Linked DNA regions of Homo sapiens: region 2 is linked to region 1. Evidence: read pairs that join two places in POLR2A ChIA-PET (ENCODE). Cell type or tissue: PC-9. All regions are shown on one strand. Links, peaks and the distances in the headings refer to the core of each region. The heading gives the core; the rest is flanking DNA. Region 1 holds the start of NFATC2IP-AS1 (NFATC2IP antisense RNA 1). Region 2 overlaps ATP2A1 (ATPase sarcoplasmic/endoplasmic reticulum Ca2+ transporting 1).

The links. ChIA-PET counts read pairs that join two places held together with the same protein. Peaks named below come from ENCODE experiments on the same cell type or tissue, not always from the same donor. Only the 100,000 strongest peaks of a DNase experiment are listed, where the experiment ranks them.
Region 2: POLR2A ChIA-PET joins it to region 1 with 14 read pairs; 4 of 35 experiments call an interaction of 5 or more read pairs at or near these places.

The regions. Positions count from the first base shown.
Region 1 is chr16:28,961,348-28,971,883 of GRCh38, forward strand. It overlaps NFATC2IP (nuclear factor of activated T cells 2 interacting protein), which reads left to right. Exons shown (of 8, transcript NM_032815.4): 8 at 2,358-5,745. The coding sequence ends at 2,516. It overlaps NFATC2IP-AS1 (NFATC2IP antisense RNA 1), which reads right to left and starts at 5,097. Exons shown (of 2, transcript NR_186408.1): 1 at 5,069-5,097. RefSeq lists a silencer at 960-1,168. In PC-9, for the core only: no CTCF peak of the experiment used is centred there; no DNase peak of the experiment used is centred there.
Region 2 is chr16:28,891,059-28,901,594 of GRCh38, forward strand. ATP2A1 (ATPase sarcoplasmic/endoplasmic reticulum Ca2+ transporting 1) reads left to right here. Exons shown (of 23, transcript NM_004320.6): 10 at 3,097-3,185; 11 at 3,447-3,549; 12 at 3,764-3,895; 13 at 6,942-7,067; 14 at 7,175-7,393; 15 at 9,523-9,858. Among named protein-coding and RNA genes, the nearest start is that of ATP2A1-AS1, 16 kb to the left of the region's middle. In PC-9, for the core only: no CTCF peak of the experiment used is centred there; no DNase peak of the experiment used is centred there.

The DNA of each region.
Region 1 (10,536 bases), core at 1,807-9,806:
AAAAAAATTATTCCAGCCCTGATCCAATTTCAAAGCCACTGTTACATTTAACCATTTATTCCAGCAGCACCCCACTTTTGTATTTTGGCTGTTGTAACAAAGTACCACAAGTTGGGTGGCTTAAAACAACATAAATTTATTCTCTCATTGTTCTGGAGGGTAGAAGTCTGAAATCAAGGTGTTAGCAGAGCAAGTGTCTCTGAAGATATGGGGGAAGAAAACAAACTCAGGATTTTTTTCTTTTCTTTTGAAAAAAACAAAAAAGAGACAGGGCCAGACGTGGTGGCTCACGCCTGTAATCCCAGCACTTTGGGAGGCTGAGGTGGGCGGATCACGAGGTCAGGAGTTCAAGACCAGTCTGATCAACATGGTGAAACCCTGTCTCTACTAAAAATACAAAAAATTAGCCGGGCATGGTGGCATGCGCCTATAGTCCCAGCTACTCAGGAGGCTGAGGCAGAAGAATCGCTTGAACCTGGGAGGCGGAGGTTGCAGTGAGCCAAGATCAAGCCACTGCACTCCAGCCTGGGCGACAGAGCTAGACTTCGTCTCAAAAAAAAAAAAAAAAAAAAAAAAGACAGGGTCTTGCTCTGTTGCCCAGGCTGGAGTGCAGTGGTGCGATCTTGGCTTACCACAGCCTCAAACTCCTGGGCTCAAGCGATCCTTCTACCTCAGCCTCCTGAGTAGTTGGGACTACAGGTGTGTGCCACTACCCTTGGCTAATTTTTTAATTTTTTTTGTGTAGACGGGGTCTCACTATGTTGCCCAGGCTGGACTCAAACTCCTGGGCTCAACTGATCCTCCCACCTCTGCCTCCCAGAGTGTTGGGATTACAGGCATGAGCCACTGCACCTCGCCCCCTCCTTGGGTTTAATTTGCTAGAGCAGCTTACAGAACTCAGGGAGACACTTACTTTCATTTACTGGTTTATTATAAAGGATGTTACAAAGGATACAGATGAAGAGATGTGTAGGGCACAGCATGGGAAAAGGGCGCAGAGCTTCCATAGCTTCCCTGGGCACCATTCTCCAGGAATCACCACATGTTCAACTATTGGGAAGTTCTCCAAACCCTGTCCTCTGGATTTTTATGGAAGCTTTGTTATATAGGCATGACTGATTAAACCATGGGCTATTGGTGGTGACTCAACCTTCACTCTCTCCCTCCTTCTTGGAGGTTGAGGGGTGGGGAAAAAGTCCCAACTGTCTTATCCTACCTTGGTCTTTCTAGTGACCAGCACCATTCCTGAAGCTCTCTAGGGGCTGCCAGCCACCAGTCAACTCATTAGCATGCAAAAAGATACTTAACTCTTTCCCAGGGATTTTAGGAATTTTATACCAGGAAACATACAAAGACCAAATATATATTTGACAACATCACGCAGTCCCTCAGGGTCTCTTCATGGAATCTGCCCTGTCTCCTCCTGGCTCCTGCTGGCGGCCCACAGTCCTTGGCATTCTTGGCTTGCAGGTGCACTCCATTCTGCCTCTGTCATCACGTGTGTTCTCCCCTCATGTCTGTTTCTGTGTCTGTTCCATAAGCATACCAGTCCCAGGCTGGGTGCGGGGGCTCACGCCTGTCATCCCAGCACTTTGGGAGGCCAAAGTGGGTGGCTTATCTGAACTCAGGAAGTTTGAGACCAGCTTGGGCAACAGAGAAACTGTCTCTACCAAAAATACAAAAACTTAGCTGGGTGTGGTGGCCTGTGCCTGTAGTTGCAGCTACTCAGGAGGCTGAGGCAGGAGAATTGCTTGAACCCAGGAGGCAGAGGTTGCAGTGAGTTGTCTACCAGTCCCACGGCATTAGCACTCGTCCCAATCCAGTACAACCTCAACTTGATTGCATCTGCAAAGGCCCCGTCTCCAAATCACATCACATTCACACTTAACAGGGGTTAAGACCACAAGGTGTCTTCTCTGGGGAACATAACCTGTAACATTTTTCTAAGGTCACATATCTAATAGGTGGGAGAGCCTGGCCTCCAGCTCGACTCATCCTCACTCTAGAATCTGGGCTCTCTTAGTCATTGGTACACACTTCTGTTTCATAGGGAAGGAGGCTGAGGCTAGGAGGACTTGCCTGACTTAGAGCCTATACCCCTAAGCCTTGGGCTCGTGGCCCCCGTCCTCTACCTGAGCAACTTGGAGCCCAGAGGGATGACAGGATTCGTCCCAGCTCCCAGAGAGGAGCCTGGCTGGGCTGGCTTCTTTGTCCTCTCTCCTTTCCCCGCATGGGGCCCTGACTTTATTGTTTCCGCCCCTGCCGCCATCCTCCCTGTCCCAAGTTCCTCGTCTATCCCTACGGGATCCCCGCCCCCTTTCATGTTCTGACGTCCATTTTCTTTTGTCTCCATCCAGGATTCCCCTCTAAAGACCCTCATGTCCCACTATGAGGAGGCCATGGGACTGTCGGGACGGAAGCTCTCCTTCTTCTTTGATGGGACAAAGCTTTCAGGCAGGGAGCTGCCAGCTGACCTGGGCATGGAATCTGGGGACCTCATTGAGGTCTGGGGCTGACACCCCACTCCCTGTTTGACGGCCCAGCCTGGACTTGGGGAGAATGACTTTCCCTTTTTTGCCCCATAAGGGCTAGCATAAGCTGAGGTAGAACTTATCTTTAAGCTGCAGCAAAATCAAGGAGTGACTTTTGTCCCCTCTCCTGTTGACCCTGGTTTAGAGCCGTTAACCACTTGGTGAGTTATGTGGGTGTTGTTGCCCTGGGTGGCCTGTGGCTCCGTCCACAAGTCATGCTGAGTTTTGCAGCCTCTGTGACTTGGAGATGTCCCTTCACCCCTCCCCTTTCACCACCATCCTCTTTTCCTCATGGAAATGTCTGCTTTATGAAACTATGCACATATTGAAAGTGAGTTGAAACAAATGAGGGTTGGGTAGGAGCTTCCAGGCCTGGGATTTACACCACGCCTAGCCCAGCAGAGGCCTTAGTCCCATTTGGGGCTTGGGAGTGACATTTGCTTGAGGCTTATACACTGGTGTGGTTGCCTGGCTTGCAGGAAATGACCAAGCTCACACATGCTGGCTGAAGCGTAAGCAGACAACTGAGGTACTCTTTTGAAGGATGAAGGTGGTGGATTCTCAGCCCTGGGGGTCTTCCTCACCTGAGGACCCTTCAGAGCCACCCTTTCTAGTTTGCATTTCCTGGTGCACACATTTAAGGCATAACAGCACATTCATCCCTTTGGTTTGGGATCTCAGGAATACAGTCCCATGCAAAGATTCTCTGGTTTTATGGCTTTTTTCCCTTTCTTTACACCATCCTCTCCCATAAGCACCCATGTCTTTGAATATGAATGTATTTGTAAAATACCACGTTTCATGTGTGAATATGTGCTTTTACTGTACATAGTGCTATTGTGCAATAGGTCTTATGCTGTTTTCACTCAATGTGTGCTAAGATCTAGCCCCATTGACTCTTCTAGAAATGCAGTATTGCTTTGACCTGCCATGTGGCACTCCACAATGTCAATTGCAGTTTACACACATTGCCTAAAGTGGGGGACACCTGGGTGCCCCTGACCCCTTGGCACCGGATACAGGCCACGATAAACATCCTTTCGTGTGTTCCCTTCTGTGCTTGTGTGGCATGTGTACCCAGGATGGGCCTATAGGTCACAGAGGTCAGTTTCTCTTTGGTTTTCCAGATTTTCTTTAGAACGGTGACTGACCCTCCTACTTGAGGCCGCCCTTTTCTCCTTATCCTTGCCAGCACTTGTATTGCCAGACTACCTAATTTTTGCCAGTCTCATGGGTAGATAGTGGTGCAGTGCTTTAACATACATTCATCTGATCAGCATTAATTTGGGGAATTTTTTCACTTAGCCTTTCTGGTTTCCCTTCCTGTGCATTGCCCATTTTCTCATGGAGTTTCTTATCTTTTTTGGTTTATTCTCAGGAGTTGCTTGTACATTCTTGGGCAATTGCAGATAATTCCAAGAATGCATATTTGGGCTGGGTATGGAGGTTCACTGGTAATCCCAGCACTTTGGGAGGCCCAGGCAGAAGGATCGCTGCAGCCCAGGAGTTCGAGACTAGCCTGGGCAACATAGCGAGACCTCGTCTCTACAAAAAAAAATTAAAAAGGGGGCTTTGGGAGGCCAAGGCGGGCAGATCATGAGGGCAGGAGATTGAGACCCTCCTGGCCAACATGGTGAAACCCCGTCTCTACTAAAATACAAAAAATTAGCTGGGCATGGTGGCGCACACCTGTAGTCCCAGCTACTCTGGAGGCTGAGGCAGGGGAATCGCTTAAACCCAGGAGGCGGAGATTGCAGTGAGCCAAGGTTCCACCACTGCACTCCAGCCTGGCGACAGAGCAAGGCTCCACTCAAAAAAAAGATTTAAAGGGGAAAAAATTGAAATTTTCTTTGTATCTAGGGGTATCCGTCACTGAACAGAAATTCTTAATTTTGGCTAGGCGTGATGGCTCAGGTCTGTAATCCCAGCACTTTCGGTGGCCGGGGTGGGTGGATCACTTGAGGCCAGGAGTTCAAGACCACCCTGACCAACTTGGTGAAATCCCATCTCTACTAAAAATACAAAAATTAGCTGGGTGCAGTGGCGCATGCTTGTAATCCCAGCTACTCAGGAGGCAGAGGCAGGAGAATCACTTGAACCCGGGAGGTGGAGGCTGCAGTGAACAGAGACAGTGCCACTGCACATCAGCCTGAGTGACAGAGAGACTTTGTCTCAAAAAAAAAAGAAAATTTTAATTTTAATGTAGACAGTATGAATTATCTTGTTCTGCAGTTGGTTGCTTTTTGATTGCTTATTTAATAGAGTTGTTAAGATATTTTACATCTTCTCCTGTTAGCTGTTCAGCTTTTCCTTTCATATTGAGAACACTACACAGTGCTGAAGTCCAGCTGGTACACACCGGGGTGACACCTTGGCTGCATCTGTTCTCAACAGTCAGACACTTCTTCTAATTGGTTGATGCTGGGCTGTACTGGTTGCTAAATATTGCACATCATTTTAAAACTATTTGAGATGCACTTTTGTACTCAGGAGGCCAAGGCAGGAGGATTGCTTGAGCCCAGGAGTTTGAGACCAGCCTGGGCAACACAGCGAGACCTTGTCTCTTAAAAAAAAAAAAAAAAAAAAATGAGAGAAATCGGCTGGGCATGGTTTCTCATGCCTGTAATCCCAGAACTTTGGGAGGCTGAGGCAGGTGGATCACCGGAGGTTAGGAATTCAAGACTGAAACCTTGTCTCTACTGAAAATACAAAAAAAAAAAAAAAAAAAAATGAGCTAGGTGTGGTGGCAGGCGCCTGTAATCCCAGTTACTTCGGGAGGCTGAGGCAGGAGAATCGCTTGAACCCAGGAGGCAGAGGTTGCAGTGAGCCAAGATCGCGCCATTGCACTCCAGCCTGGGCGACAAGAGTGGAAACTCTGTCTCAAAAAAAAAAAAAAAAATTCAGTGAAATACACCTTTATATATGAGATCCAAGTTTCACTTTTTGTGATATAATGAGCCAGTTTTCTCAGTAATGTCTACTAAAAAAAAAGCCATTAACCTTTCTCTAATATTTGCATGATTCTAATAAAAGTATGTCAACTTCTTAAAATGTTTTATTGAAATGTGGCATTCCTTTGAATTTTATGACATTAAAATAATCCACGACATGGTACAGCTCTTCACTTTTTCAGCTTTTTAAATGTCCATTAATAAGTTTGAATACGTTAAAATTATATGTTTAACCTCAACAAAATAAATGGCAATATGTTCAACTTGTGTATACTGGAGGATTTTTGTCTTTGTGGCCCTCATGTGACCCCCACTAAGATCCTTGTGACAGAGACAGGAATAAGATCCTTATTCCTTCACATCCATTCTTCCTCCTTCTGTGGTACTAGAACCCATGGTTTTTAGCGAGGCACAGAGACACTCAGAATAAAAACAGTGGCCAGGCATGGGGGCACACACCTGGAATCTACCTAGCACCCTGGGAGGCTGACGTGGGAGGATCGCTTGAACCCAGGAGGTTGAGGTTGCAGTGAGCTATGGTTGTGCCAACCCACTCCAGCCTGGGCAACAATCAAGACCCTGTCTCAAAAAAAAAAAAAAATTAAGACAGTACTTCCTGGCTTCCACTGTAGCTAGATGTAGCCAAGTGCCAATACAGGCTCCTGGGGTGTAAGTGGAATGGGGTATCACTTCCCAGAAGTGTGCATAGCGGGCAGCTTGTCCCCTCTCTTTCACTTGCCTCCTGCCTGCTTACTGGAAGTGGAGCAGCCCTACTGACTTAAGGTGACCTCTGGAACAGAAACCACATGGGCCAGGATGGTGAGGGAAGGCGCCTGGATCACAGCATCCATGTAGCACCTCATTGGCCTGGCAGTGCTGACCTCGGCTTTCACATGAAGGAGGGACTGCTGCCCCTCTTTAAATCACTTATTTTAGGGTTTCTACCACTTATAACCAAACCCAGTTCAAATTCCAGGATGTTGCTATTGCAAGCAATGTAGTGTTCCCTTTGGGGTACCTGTGTGGGATTTTTCTCGGGGGCTTCCATCTGATAGTGGAATCACTGGTCACTAATTCTTGAATACTGTTAGATTGCTAACCAAAGTGCCTGTACATTTTTACATGTCCCCTAGCAAGTGCTGGAAGGTTCCAGTTTCCTCATACCTTCCCCTGACTTAATCTGGGAAGGGTATGGGAAAGACTGCATTTCTTTATCTTTTATGATGAGATTGTTCATCCTTTCACATGTCTAAAAGAATATCTAGGGTGATCTTTCTTTTTCTTTTTCTTTTTCTTTTCTTCTTTTTTTTTTTTTATAGGGTCTTGTTCTATCACCCAGGCTGGAGTGCAGTGGTGTGATCTCGGCTCACTGCAACCTCTGCCTCCGGGGCTCAAGTGATCCTCCCACCTCAGCCTCCTGATTAGCTGGGATCACAGGTGCATGACAGCATGCCCACCTAATTTTTTTGTATCTTTTGTAGAGGTAGGATCTCACTATGTTGCCCAGGCTGATCTTGAACTGCTGAGCTCAAGCAGTCTGCCTGCCTCTGCCTCCCAAAGTGCTGGGATTATAGGTGTGAGCCATCGTTCCCAGCCTTGTTTTGTTTTCTTGAGATAGGGTCTTCTCTGTCACCCAGGCTGGAGTGTAGTGGTGCTATCATAGCTCACTGCAGCCTCGATCTTGTGGACTCAAGCAATCCTCCCGAGTCTCCTGAGTAGCTGGGACTACAGGTGAATGACAACACACCTGCTAATTGTTAAACTTTTGTGTAGAGATGGACTCTCCCTAGGTTTCCCAAGCTGGTCTGGAACTCCTGGCCTCAAGCAATTTTCCTGCCTTGGCCTCCCAAAGTGCTGGGATTACAGGTGTGAACCACTGCAGCTGGCTCTGGATAATCTTCCTCAAACTCTCCTGATTAGAGACCCTTGAAACTTTAATGCTCCTTTACTCAGTGCCACATACCAACCTTGGCTCTTTTCATAACCTTATTCATCCTCAGAGCAATCCTGTGAGGTAGGTGTTCTTATTCCCATTTTACAGAAGAAAAACAGAAGCTTAGGGCTGGGCACAGTGGCTCACGCCTGTAATCCCAGCACTTTGGGAGGCCTAAACGGATGGATCATTTGAGGTCAGAAGTTCAAGACCACCCTGGCCAACATGGTGAGACCCTATCTCTACAAAAAGAAAGAAAAAAAAACCAGGTATGGTGATGCACGCCTGTAGTCCCAGCTACTTGGGAGGCTGAGGCAGGATAATTGCTTGGACCTGGGAGGCAGAGGTTGCAGTGAGCTGAGATCGCACCACTGCACTCCAGCCTGGGCGAGAGAGTGAGACGCTGTCTCAAAAAAAAAAGACAGAAGCTTAGAAAGATGAATGAACGTGCTCTAGACCACAGGGCCTCCCATTGCACAGCCCGGTGTAGATGCAGGTGGGTCTGATGTATGGCTCAGAATTCTCAAGGAGACCAGAGACTCTCGTCAGTGTGCACACAGGTTGTCTGGGGACCTTGTTAGTGTGCAGATGCTGGATCAGCAGCTCAGGTGGGGCGTGAGATGCTGCATTTCCAGCAAGGTCCCAAGTGATGGCAATGTAGCTGATCATACTTGAAGTTGCAACATACCATTTTGCCTTTTTTTCTCTATGCCTTTACTGTCTCCCACCTCCCTACCCCTGTCACCCCCTCCAACTCAGGGTCAGTTCTTCCATAAGGCTCCTCGTAGGACTGGTCACATTGTCTTTTGTGTGTCCCACCTCTGCTTGGAGTCTGGCTTGGTACACCCATCCACGCATCCAGGTTTTGCTTCCCTATGGGACTGTAAGTTCCTTGAAAATAAACTCTTCTTAAAAATCTCTTGGCTGGGCCGCAGTGGCTCATGCCTGTAATCCCAGCACTTCAGGGGGCTGAGGTGGGAGGATCACTTGAGGCCAGGAGTTCCAGACCAGCCTGGGCAATCTAGTGAGACCCCATCTCTACAAACATAAAAAAAATTAGCCAAGTGTGTGGTGCATGCCTGTAGTCCCAGCTACTCAGGAAGGAGGCTGAGGTGGGAGGATTGCTTGAGCCCAGGAGTTCGAGACTGTAGTGAGCTGTGATTGTGCCACTGCACACCAGCCTGGGCAACAGAGCAAGACCCCATCTCAAAAAAGTCTCTTGCTTGGTGTCTGACACCTTGACACAGTAGTATCCTAACAAATGTTTGTTGAATGATTAAACTCCTGTCTCAAAGAATCCCAGCATCATCCATCTCTGCGTGAGCCAGAAAAGCTTCACTCTTGATCCCTTTTCATCCCCCACACCCACTGCATCACCCGTTCAACTTAATAGCCCCAGCTCCCTCCCAAATCAGCTCCCTCTGCCCGTCTCCATGCTGTCCTAGGCCAAGCCACCACTGCCTGCAGCCTAGGCTAGTGCCACAGCCGCTTCACGGGTGGCTGTTTCCCCTCTGGCCTCTCAAATCCATCTTCCATGCTGCAGCCAGAATGATATTTTCTTTGGTTTTTTCTTTGTTTTTTTTTTTTGAGACGGAGTCTCAGTCTGTTGTCCAGGCTGGAGTGCAGTGGCGCGATCTTGGCTCACTGCAACCTCTGCAGTGAGGTTCAAGCGATTCTCCTGCCTCAGCCTCCCAAGTAGTTAGGATTACAGGTGTTCACCACCACGCCTGGCTAATCTTTGTATTTTTAATAGAGACAGGGTTTCCCCATGTTGGCCAGGCTGGTCTCAAACTCCTGAACTCAAGTGATCCTCCTGCCAAAGTGCTGGGATTACAGGCGTGAACCACCACTCCCGGCCTATTGTAGTTTAATTAATATGCCTAAACATTGACTCATTTTAAGCATACAGTTCAGTGAATTTTTTCAAAAAATTATTTATGTAGAGACAGGGTCTTGCTCTGTCACCCAGGCTGGAGTGCAGTGGCGCAATCATAGTTCACTGCAGCCTCAAACTCCTGGCCTCAAACATCTTCCCATTTCAGCCTCCCTAAGTGCTGGAATTACAGGCATGAGCCACCATGCCTGGCCTTCAGTGAGTTTTGGTAGATGTACACGGTTGTGCAAAAGTTTCCTTCTCTTGCCCATGACCCCAGGCAACCACTAATCTGCTTTCTGTCACCTTACTTTTGCCTTCTCTGGATGTTCATATAAATGGAATAACAGTATGCAGTGTTTTGTGTCTGGCTTCTTTTACTTAACACAATGTTTCTGCGTTTGTATCAGTAGTTCTGTTACAGGACAGGGGTCCCGATCCAGACCCCAAGTGAAGGTTCTTGGATCTCGTGCAAGAAAGAATTCAGGGTGAGTCCACAGTGTGAAGTAAAAGCAAGTTTATTAAGAAAGTAAACTGGGCCGGGCACAGTGGCTCACACCTGTAATCCTAGCACTTTGGGAGGCTGAGGTGGGCGGATCACCTGAGGTCAGGAGTTCAAGACCAGCCTGGCCAACATGGCGAAACCCTATCTTTACTAAAAATACAAAAATTAGCTGGGCGAGATGGTTGGGGCCTATAATGTCAGCTACTTGGGAGGCTGAGGCAGGAGACTCACTTGAACCTGGGAGGCAGAGGTTACAGTGAGCTGAGATCATGCCATTGCACTCCAGCCTGGGCTACAGAGTGAGACTCCGTCTCAAAAAAAAAAAAAAAAAAAAGTAAACTGGTGAAAGTACAGCTACTCCATAGACAGAGTAGGACATTCCTGAAAGTAAGAAGGGGAAGGCATCCACCTTATGTACAAGACTCATATATATGGGGAGATGTGCTCTGCTACAAGGGTTTGTGATAAAGGATTTTTTTTTTTTTTTTTTTTGAGATGGAGTCTCGCTCTGTCGCCCAGGCTGGAGTGCTGTGGCACGATCTTGGCTCACTGCAACCTCCGCCTCCTGGGTCCCAATTTAAGCAATTCTCCTGCCTCAGCCTCCTGAGTAGCTGGGATTACAGGAACACGCCACTATGCCCAGCTAATTTTTGTATTTTTAGTAGAGATGGGGTTTCACCATGTTGGCCAGGCTGGCCTTGAACTCCTGACCTCGTGATCCGCCTGCCTTGACCTCCCAAAGT
Region 2 (10,536 bases), core at 1,581-9,580, 71 kb before region 1:
ACCGAGGTGGGTGGATCACCTGAGGTCAGGATTTCGAGAATAGCTTGTCCAACATGGAGAAACCCCGTCTCTACTAAAAATACAAAAATTAGTTGGGCGTGTTGGCAGATGCCTGTAGTCCTAGCTACTAAGGAGGCTGAGGCAGGAGAATCACTTGAACCCAGGAGGTGGAGGTTGCAGTGAGCTGAGATTGCGCCATTGCACCCCAGCCTAGGCGACAAAAGCAAAACTCCATCTCGAAAAAAAATATAAAAGACCTGACGCAGTGGCTCACGACTGTAATCCCAGCACTTTGGGAGGCCGAGGTGAGCAGATCACCTGAGGTCAGGAGTTCGAGACCAGCCTGACCAACATGGAGAAACCCTGTCTCTACTAAAATACAAAATTAGCTGGGCGTGGTGGCACATGCCTGTAGTCCCAGCTACTTGGGAGGCTGAGGCAGGAGAATTGCTTGAACCTGGAAGGCAGAGGCGGTGAGCTGAGATCGTGCCATTGCACTCCAGCCTGGGCGACAGAGCGAGACTCCGTCTCAAAAAAAAAAAAAAAAAAGTAGCCAGATGCGGTGGCTCACACCTGTAATCCTAGCACTTTGGGAGGCCAAGGCGGACGGATTACCTGAGGTCAGCTTGGCCAACATGGTGAAAACCAGTCTCTACTAAAAATACAAAAAATTAGCCAGGCGTTGTGGTGGGCACCTGTAATCCCAGCTACTTGGGAGGCTGAGGCAGGAGAATCGCTTGAACCCAGGAGGCGGAGGTTGCGGTGAGATTGCACCACTGCACTCCAGCCTGGGCGACAGAGTGAGACTTTGTCTCAAAAAATAATAATAATAAAATAAAACAAAAATAAAAAAGTAAAAAAAAAATACATAGGAAAGATACATAGGGTTACAGAGGAAACCAATGATTGTGAAATACAGTTCTATCAAAATTTTTAAAAACAACTTTGTAATTTGGCAACACACATGCTTCTTTATTAAGGCATTAATTAGGGAGTTCTCGCAGTGGGTCTAAGCACTATCATAATGTTGAAGCAGTGGTGAGCATAAATTATGCTATTTTGAGAGATCTGCAACAGTGGTAATGTGATAGGAGGAAAGTATCTGTGATTAAATTGGTGACAGTCACAGGTTTTGCTAATACTAATGTGGTCTGTTGACAACATGCATAACTGGAAGGAAATGTCAAACGTCAGCTTGAGAACAAGAAAAGCTGTCGTTTTTTTCTTGGCTATCTCAGTTCTTGGGCTCCTTGCAGGGTCTTCCACTGACCTCAGGCCAAGAACCCCTGCCCTTCACAGAGTTTTGTGGAAGACTACACCCATGAACTAGAAATTGCTGTTCTGAGAAGCAAGGGCTGTGTGGTCAGATCAGGGTGAGAAAGGCTGTAACCTTGGCTCCTGGGCGAGACCCACAACATCTGCTGCTATTTGAAAGCCTTAGAGGAGGCTGACTGTGTAAAGAAGACGGATTCTGCTTTGCCCCAGAGGTTCCCAAGTTTTTTTTCTGACCACAGAACTTTTTTGTCTTGGAACCCATCTTAACCATCTCTCTTCTCGGGAATGAAAAGCCCAGTCTCTGTTGCGTTTGCCCAGGATTCAGGGTAGGCCACTCCTCCTGGGCACTGCGTTCTCCACATCCCTCTAACGCACAGGCCACAAAGCCAGACCACAGGCTCGTGTGACTTGGCTCCTGTCATGTTTCATAAAAATGAATTAATTCTCACGCCTGTAATCCCAGCACTTTGGGAGGCCAAGGTGAGTGGATCACCTGAGGTCAGGAGTTCGGGACCAGCCTGGCCAACATGGCGAAATTCCGTCTCTACTAAAAATACAAAATTAGCTGGGCGTGGTGGCGTATGCCTGTACTCCCAGCTACTCTGGAGGCTGAGGCAGGAGAATCACTTGAACCCAGGAGGCGGAGGTTGCAGTTAGCCGAGATTGCACCAGCCTGGGCAACAAGAGTGAAACTGCATCTCCAAAAAAAAAAAAAAGAATTGCCCATATATTTGAAAGTCAAGAGGCTGGGCATGGTAGTTGCCTGTACTCCCAGCATCATGGTGGGTGCCTGTACTCCCAGCACTTTGGGAGGCCAAGGCAGGAAGATCACTTGAGCCCAGGAGTTCAAAACCAGCCTGGGCAACATAGTGAGACCCAATTTCTACCAAAAAAAAAAAAAAAGAGAGAGAGAGAGAGCAAGAGAGACAGGCATGGTGGCATGTGCCTGTGGCCCCAACTACTTGGGTAGGCTGAGGTGGGAGGATCACTTGAGCCCGGGAGGTTGAGGCTGCAATGAGCTATGATCACACCACTGTACTCCAGCCTGGGCAACAGAGCAAGAACCTATCTTAAAAAACAAAAAGAAAAAGAAAAAGTCAAGAGATTTCATAGGAAGATAACCTGAATTTCTAGCTCTTCCTGCAAAACTGGAAGATCTGGCCACATGCAGCTGGAGCTGTAGATGGTCCAGGTGCCAATAGTTGGGCTGTTTGCCACAGTCCCCACCATACCTTATTGTGTTCCATCTTATTTTATTAACTGGTCTACAGAAGCTCCAGCACAGCACAGCCTGCGGTCACTCGTTTGTGGGTTTTTTTTTGTTTTTTTTTTTTTTTTTGAGTTTGGCTCTTGTCGCCCAGGCTGGAGTGTAATGGCACGATCCTGGCTCACTGAAACCTCTGCCTCCCAGGTTCAAGCGATTCTCCTGCCTCAGCCTCCAGAGTAGCTGGGATTACAGGCGCGCACCACCACACCTGGCTAATTTTTGTATTTTTAGTAGAGACGGTTTCATCATGTTGGCCAGGATGGTCTTGCACTCCTGACAGGTGATCCGCCCACCTCAGCCTCCTAAAGTGCTGGGATTACAGGTGTGAGCCACCTCGCCCAGCCTCAGTAACTATTGTTTTAAGGCTGTTGATAGAGAATGATTGCAACAGCTTGGTGGGAAGTGGGTAGGGTATACGGGGGGGATGAGGAGGGGTGAGTAGGAGGGAAATGGTGGGAAGGTAGGTGTTGGCAGTGCAGGCCTCCCTTGATGCAGGTGCCCACCTTGGGATGGGAAGAGGTGGACATCTGTGTGCCTGCCCTTCTCCCCTGCAGATGTTTATCATTGACAAGGTGGATGGGGACATCTGCCTCCTGAATGAGTTCTCCATCACCGGCTCCACTTACGCTCCAGAGGGAGAGGTGTAAGTCACCCAGGCATCTTCTCCCCAGCTCCTCACGCCCCTTCCCACACCCCCTTTCTCCCTGGGGCCCTCCATGTGGTTTTGCTCTCCTTTCACTCTCCTCTTCCTCCCCGACCTTGTTCTCTCTCCTGATATCCGAGTTGGCTCTCCCCACTGTCCTTCCTTACCCTCTGCTGCCTGCTCTTCCTGTGCCCTCTCTGCATCTCATTCCCTGTTCTTCTCCACTGTCTCTGTCCCTTCCTCCCCTGACCCTGCTGCCAGCTTGAAGAATGATAAGCCAGTCCGGCCAGGGCAGTATGACGGGCTGGTGGAGCTGGCCACCATCTGTGCCCTCTGCAATGACTCCTCCTTGGACTTCAACGAGGTAACCTCTCCTTCCCCTTCCAGTTGGCTCAGAGTCTGGGCCTCCTCCGAAGGCCAGGAGGAAAGGGTTGGAGGAAGGGGACCCAGTACACCCAGCCCTCTGCCAGGGTGCAAGGGAGGCAGTGGTTTGCTTCCTTCTTACGCTAGGTGGAAGGAGGGTATGACAGGTAGGAGCCTGGGGCACCGACTTCCTCTTCCTCCTCTGCCCATCTCAGGCCAAAGGTGTCTATGAGAAGGTCGGCGAGGCCACCGAGACAGCACTCACCACCCTGGTGGAGAAGATGAATGTGTTCAACACGGATGTGAGAAGCCTCTCGAAGGTGGAGAGAGCCAACGCCTGCAACTCGGTGAGCCTGCGGAGCCCCTGCCACAGGGCCGTCTCCACTCTATGCTGCATAGACTAGAGGAAGGCAGAGGCCCTGGTTGGGCAGAGCCTAGTGCCTGTGCTGGGACCCCACCCAGGCAGCAGACAGCCCCTGCAGCTTCTCCACAGGCTGATGTGGGTGGGACCCATTGTCCCTGGGGCTGCCTGGCGGCCATGCCCTTGATGAATCTATGATCACTTCTGCCCGCTGTGTCCTGATTTGAAGTGGACAAAGCTGGACACGGAAACCACAAGGGACCCATCCAGGAGCAGCCCCAACTTCATCTGTTATTCCTTTGTTTCTAGAAGCACACTTGTTTTCAGCAGATGATGAGTCCTGACTTAGGATTTGGGAAATGTGGCTACTGCACCTATAGGGAAAGCCTTTCCTTGCCCAGATGAACCCGGCCACTTCTAGGACTGTCACTCCCAGTTATTGCTATTGATACTTGCTGAACGTCTCCATTAAGCACTTCTCTCTGGGGAATTATATTCCCCACATTTCTCTCTTTCTCTCTTTTTTTGTATATGCAAAATGCTCATTGCTACTTTATTTAATATAACAAAAAAGCGGGCCAGACACAGAGACTCACGCCTATAGTCCCAGCATTCTGGGAGGCTGAGGTGGGAGGATCACTTGAGCCCAGGAGTTTAAGACCGGCCTGGGCAACATAGTGAGACCCGCATCTCTACAAAAAAAAACGAAAACAAAAACAAAGAAAGAAAGAAAAAAAAAAGAAAAAAATTAGTTGGGTGTGGTGGTGCAAAACTGTACTCTAGCTACTAGGAAGGCTAAGGTGTGAGGACTGCTGGAGCCCAGGAGGTCAAGGCTGCAGCAAGCAGTGATTGCACCACTGCACTCCAGCCTGGGCAACAGAGGGAGACCCTGTCTCCAAAATAAACAAACTGAAAGCAACTTAAATACCTGTCAATAGAGGACTAATTTTTAAAATTTATAAATGATAATGCAAACATAAATTTTTATTTATTTATTTTTGAGATGGGGTCTTGGCCTGTCGCCCAGGCTGGAGTGCAATGGCTATTCATAGGTGTGATCACAGCGCACTGCAGCCTTGAACTCCTGGGCTCAAACCATCCTCCTGCCTCAGCCTTCCAAGTAGATGAAGCTACAGGCATGCACCACTTTTCCTGGCTACTGATGTTTTGTTCTTTTTATTTTTGTTTTATTTTTTGGAGAAGTATCCATGATACATTTGGTGAAAAAGGCTTTCATTCTTTTTGTTTGTTTGTTTGTTTGTTTGTTTGTCTGTCTGTTTTGAGAGTCTTGCGGTGTCACACATTCTGGAGTACAGTGGCATGATCTCAGCTCACCACAACCTCCGCCTCCTGGGTTCAAGCAATTCTCCTGCCTCAGCCTCCCTAGTAGCTGGGATTACAGATGCAAGCCACAATGCCCAGCTAACTTTCTGTATTTTTAGTAGAGACGAGTTTTTTTTTTTGAGACGGAGTCTCTCTGCTTTGCCCAGGCTGAAGTGCAGTGGGGCCATCTCGGCTCACTGCAACCTCCGCCTCCTGGGTTCAAGCAATTCTCTTGCCTCGGCCTCCTGAATAGCTGAGATTACAGGCATGTGCCACAACGCCCAACTAATTTTTGTATTTTTAGTAGAGATGGGGTTTCCCCATGTTGGTCAGGCTGGTCTTGAACTCTTGACCTCGTGATCTGCCTGCCTCGGCCTCCCAAAGTGCTGGGATTACAGGCGTGAGCCACTGCGCCTGGCCTTCATTTTTTTTTTTTTTTTTTTTGAGACAGAGTTTTGCTCTTGTTGCCCAGGCTGGAGTGCAATGGTGTGATCCTGGGTTCAAGTGATTGTCCTGCCTCAGCCTCCCGAGTAGCTAGAATTACAGGCACGTGCCACCACGCCTGGCTGATTTTGTATTTTTAGTAGAGACGGGGTTTCTCCATGTTGGTTAAGCTGGTCTACTACTAAAAAATACAAAAATTAGCTGGACATGGTGGCGTGTGCCTGTAATCCCAGCTACTTGGGGGGCTGAGGCAGGAGAATGGCTTGAACCTGGGAGGCAGAGGTGGTAGTGAGCCAAGACTGCACCACTGCCCTCCAGCCTAAGCAACAGAGCAAGACTCCATCTCAATATAAATAAATAAAAATTAATTCAAATTAAATAATATACAGAGTACCTCCAATGCTCCACAGCAATTGCTCAGTTGCACCAATTGTACAGTGCAGATCACATAACATTTCTATCATTACTAAAAGTTATAGGGCCAGGTGTGGTGGTTCATGCCTGTAATCCCAATGCTTTAGGAGGCCAAGGCAAGAGGATTGCTTGAGGCCACGAGTGAGACCAGGCTGGACAACACAGGGAGACTCTATCTCTAAAACATTTTTTTAAAATTAGCCTGGAGTGGTGGCATACACCTGTGGTCCCAGCTACTCAGCTGGCTGGGAGGCTGAGGCAGGAGGATTGCCAGAGCCAAGGCTACAGTGGGCTATGATCACGTCATTGTACTTCAGCCTAGGAGACAGCGCAAGACTCTGTCTCTAAAGAAAAAAATAAGTAAATAAAAATAAATAAACAAACAATGAAAGTTTTTTTTTCTTTTTTCTGAGACGGAGTCTCGCTTTGTCGCCCAGGCTGGAGTACAATGGTGCGATCTTGGCTCACTGCAATCTCTGCCCAGCTAATTTTTGTATTTTTAGTAGAGACAGGGTTTCACCATGTTGGCCAGGCTGGTCTCGAACTCCTGACCTCAAGTGATTCACCCGCCTCAGCCTCCTGAAGTGCTGGGATTACAGGCATGAGCCACCGCGCCTGGCCAATAATGAAAGTTCTGTGGGACAGTGCCACAATAGGCCATCCTTTTCTTCTGTGCTTTAACCTAGGACCCTGAAGCACTGTGGCAACACTAGCCTTGGGATTTTCTCCTTTTGTGCTATAGGGACCAGACTTAGTGTTAGTCTCAGCCTTAGCTTGGGGTCTGCTCTGACCTCCAGATTCTTTTTGACCATTTTAAGAGGACTGGTCTCCCCTCCCTGTCTCCTCTCCAGGTGATCCGCCAGCTAATGAAGAAGGAATTCACCCTGGAGTTCTCCCGAGACAGAAAGTCCATGTCTGTCTATTGCTCCCCAGCCAAATCTTCCCGGGCTGCTGTGGGCAACAAGATGTTTGTCAAGGTCAGAAATCGGAATGTGCCTCAGCCCCCTCTTCTTCCTACTCCTAGCCACCTGTCACTGCCCTGGAAGGAAAGTGGTGGTCTCTGAATGCTGTTCTGGTCTCCTAGGGTGCCCCTGAGGGCGTCATCGACCGCTGTAACTATGTGCGAGTTGGCACCACCCGGGTGCCACTGACGGGGCCGGTGAAGGAAAAGATCATGGCGGTGATCAAGGAGTGGGGCACTGGCCGGGACACCCTGCGCTGCTTGGCCCTGGCCACCCGGGACACCCCCCCGAAGCGAGAGGAAATGGTCCTGGATGACTCTGCCAGGTTCCTGGAGTATGAGGTAAGCAGCTGGGAGCCTCCCACTGTCGTGGAGCTGGTGAAGGGCCGGGTCCCAGCCATCCACTCACAGCTCCACCACCCGGATCATTTCCTACCTCGTCAGTCAAGTTGATGGCTCCTTAGTACAGGCCATGGAATCACAGGACAGTAGAGTTTCAGAGAACCTTGGGAGGCCGGGTGCAGTGACTCACACCTGTAATCTCAGCACTTTGGGAAGCTGAGATGGGAAAAGCGCTTGAGCCCAGGAGTTCAAGACCAGCCTGGGCAATGAAGTGAGAACCCCATCTCTATTAAAAAAAAAATTTTTTTAATTACCTGGTTAAATTCATAGGGGTCTGGGTAAAAAGTAAAATACATTTTTAAAAATGTTAAAAGAAAAGAGATGAACTGGACATGGTGACACACACCTGTAGACCCAGCTACTGGGGAGCCTGAGGTGGGAGGATCACTTGAACCTAGGAGTTGGAGGCTGCAGTGAGCCATGATCCCACCACTGCACTCCAGCCTGCATGACAAGCAAGGCCCTGTCTCTAAAAACAAAAAACAAAAACACACACACACACACACAAAAGAGAGAAAGAATGAACCTTGGGAATCATCTAGCAAATGTGATCTGTGGTTGGTAACAAGGTGAGCCACTTGAACCAGAACAGGAGCCAATGCCACTCAGCACATAGGGGAGTTCAGCTGTTGTGTTTTCTGTAGCAAGACTGTCTCGAGACAGTTGATCTGTGTTCTGGCAAAGACTCCTTACTTCTACTAGACCAGCGCCAGAATGGCACCACAGTCCCTCCTTTCATTTTGTACAGAGGATTTCTTCTAAGTTGTGGGTCACGTAGTGGCACTGCCAAAAGCAGAAAGCAGTACCTCACTTCCAGTTCACGTTCTTTCTATGAAACACACATTTTGGCTGGGCATGGTGGCTCCCATCTGTAATCCCAGCATTTTGGGAGGCCAAGGCAGGCAGATCACAAGGTCAGGAGTTTGAGACCAGCCTGGCCAATATGGTGAAACTCCATCTCTACTAAAAATACAAAAATTAGCTGGGCTTGGTGGTGGGCACCTGTAATCCCAGCTACTCTGGAGGCTGAGGCAGGAGAATCGCTTGAACCTGGGAGGCGGAGGTTGCAGTGAGCAGAGATCGTGCCACTGCACTCCAGCCTGGGCAACAGAGCGAGACTCCATCCCCTGCGCCCGCCCCCCCCCCCCCGAAAAAGACACAATTTGGGGCCACGTGTCAGGGCTCACACCTATAATGCCAGCACTTTGGGAGGCCAAGCCTGGCAGATCACTTGAGGTTAGGAGTTTGAGACCAACCTGGCCAACATGGTAAAACCAAGTCTCTACTAAAATAAAAAAATTAGCCAGGCGTGGTGGTGCGCCCTTATAATCCCAGCTACTCAGGAGGCTGAGGCGGAGAATCGCTTCAACTTGGGAGGTGGAGGTTGCAGTGAGCTGAGATCATGCCATTGCCACTGCACTCCAGCGTGGGTGACAGAGCAAGAGTCCATCTCAAAAAACAAAACAAAAACAAAAACAAAAAAAAGGAAAGACACGATTTGGGCTGGGCGTGGTAGCTTATGCCTGTAATCGCAGCACATTGGGAGGCCGAGGCTGGAGGATCTGTTGAGCCCAGGAGTTTGAGACCAGCCTGGGCAACATAGCAAGATCCTTTCTCTACTAAAAATTAAAAAAAAAAAATTAGCTGGACATGTTGGTGCATGCCTGTAGTCCCAGCTACTTGGGAGGGTGAGGTAGGAGGATCGCTTGAGCCTGGTAGATTGAGGCTGCAGTGAGCTATGATCGCACCGTTGTACCACTGCACTCCAGCCTGGGTGACAGAGCAATACCCTGTCTCAAAAAAAAAAAGATACGATCTGACCCATGATGGGCCTGGCACCATCAGCACCTGCAGGTGCTTAGATGAATGAGATGTTTCCTGCCTCTGAGCTTCCAAGGCCCCACTGAGGTCTGACACCAGGCCCTGAGGCGGCAAGCCCAGGGTTCAGGCTTCCCACCCCTCCCCACCACTTCCTGACCTTTCACCCCATCCCCACCCCCCACCAGCTTCCTCCAGGGGAGTTTTCCAGATCCCCACCTGACCTGTGGCTCTCTGCTGTATCTCCCCAGACGGACCTGACATTCGTGGGTGTAGTGGGCATGCTGGACCCTCCGCGCAAGGAGGTCACGGGCTCCATCCAGCTGTGCCGTGACGCCGGGATCCGGGTGATCATGATCACTGGGGACAACAAGGGCACAGCCATTGCCATCTGCCGGCGAATTGGCATCTTTGGGGAGAACGAGGAGGTGGCCGATCGCGCCTACACGGGCCGAGAGTTCGACGACCTGCCCCTGGCTGAACAGCGGGAAGCCTGCCGACGTGCCTGCTGCTTCGCCCGTGTGGAGCCCTCGCACAAGTCCAAGATTGTGGAGTACCTGCAGTCCTACGATGAGATCACAGCCATGGTGAGAGGGCCCAGGCAGCTGCAGCCTTAGTGTCCACGGAGATGACCAGATGACTGTGCTGGGGAGAGTGGGGCCCAGGGCCAGAGGGCCCTGGTAAGATGCAAGAAGGGTGGGGATTCAGACCCCAAGGAAGAGTCTGAAGGAGGATTTGTGGGCTGGGCCTGGCACTTTGGGAGGCTGAGGTGGGCGGATCACTTGAGCAGGAGTTCGAGACCAGCCTGGGCAACATAGCAAGACCTCATCTCTACTAAAACAAAACTTTAAAAATAAATTTAGCCTCACAGTGGCACATATTTGTGGTCCTAGCTACTTGGGAGCCTGAGGTGGATCACTTGAGCACAGTTTGAGGGTGCAGAAAGTTATGACTGCACCACTGCACTTCAGCCTGGGCAATAGAGTGAGACCCTGTCTCAAAAAAAAAAAAAAAAAAAAAAGGTGGGCGGAGGGGCTCATGCCTGTAATCCCAGAACTTAAGGAGACTGAGGCAGGCAGATCACCTGAGGTCAAGAGTTTGAGACCAGCCTGGACAACATGGCAAGACCCCATCTCTACCAAAAAATACAAAAATTGGCCGTGCGTGGTGGCACATGCCTGTAGTCCCAGTTACTCAGGAGGCTGAGACAGAAGAACTGCTTGAACCTGGGAGGCGGAGGTTGCAGTGAGCTGAGATTGCGCCAC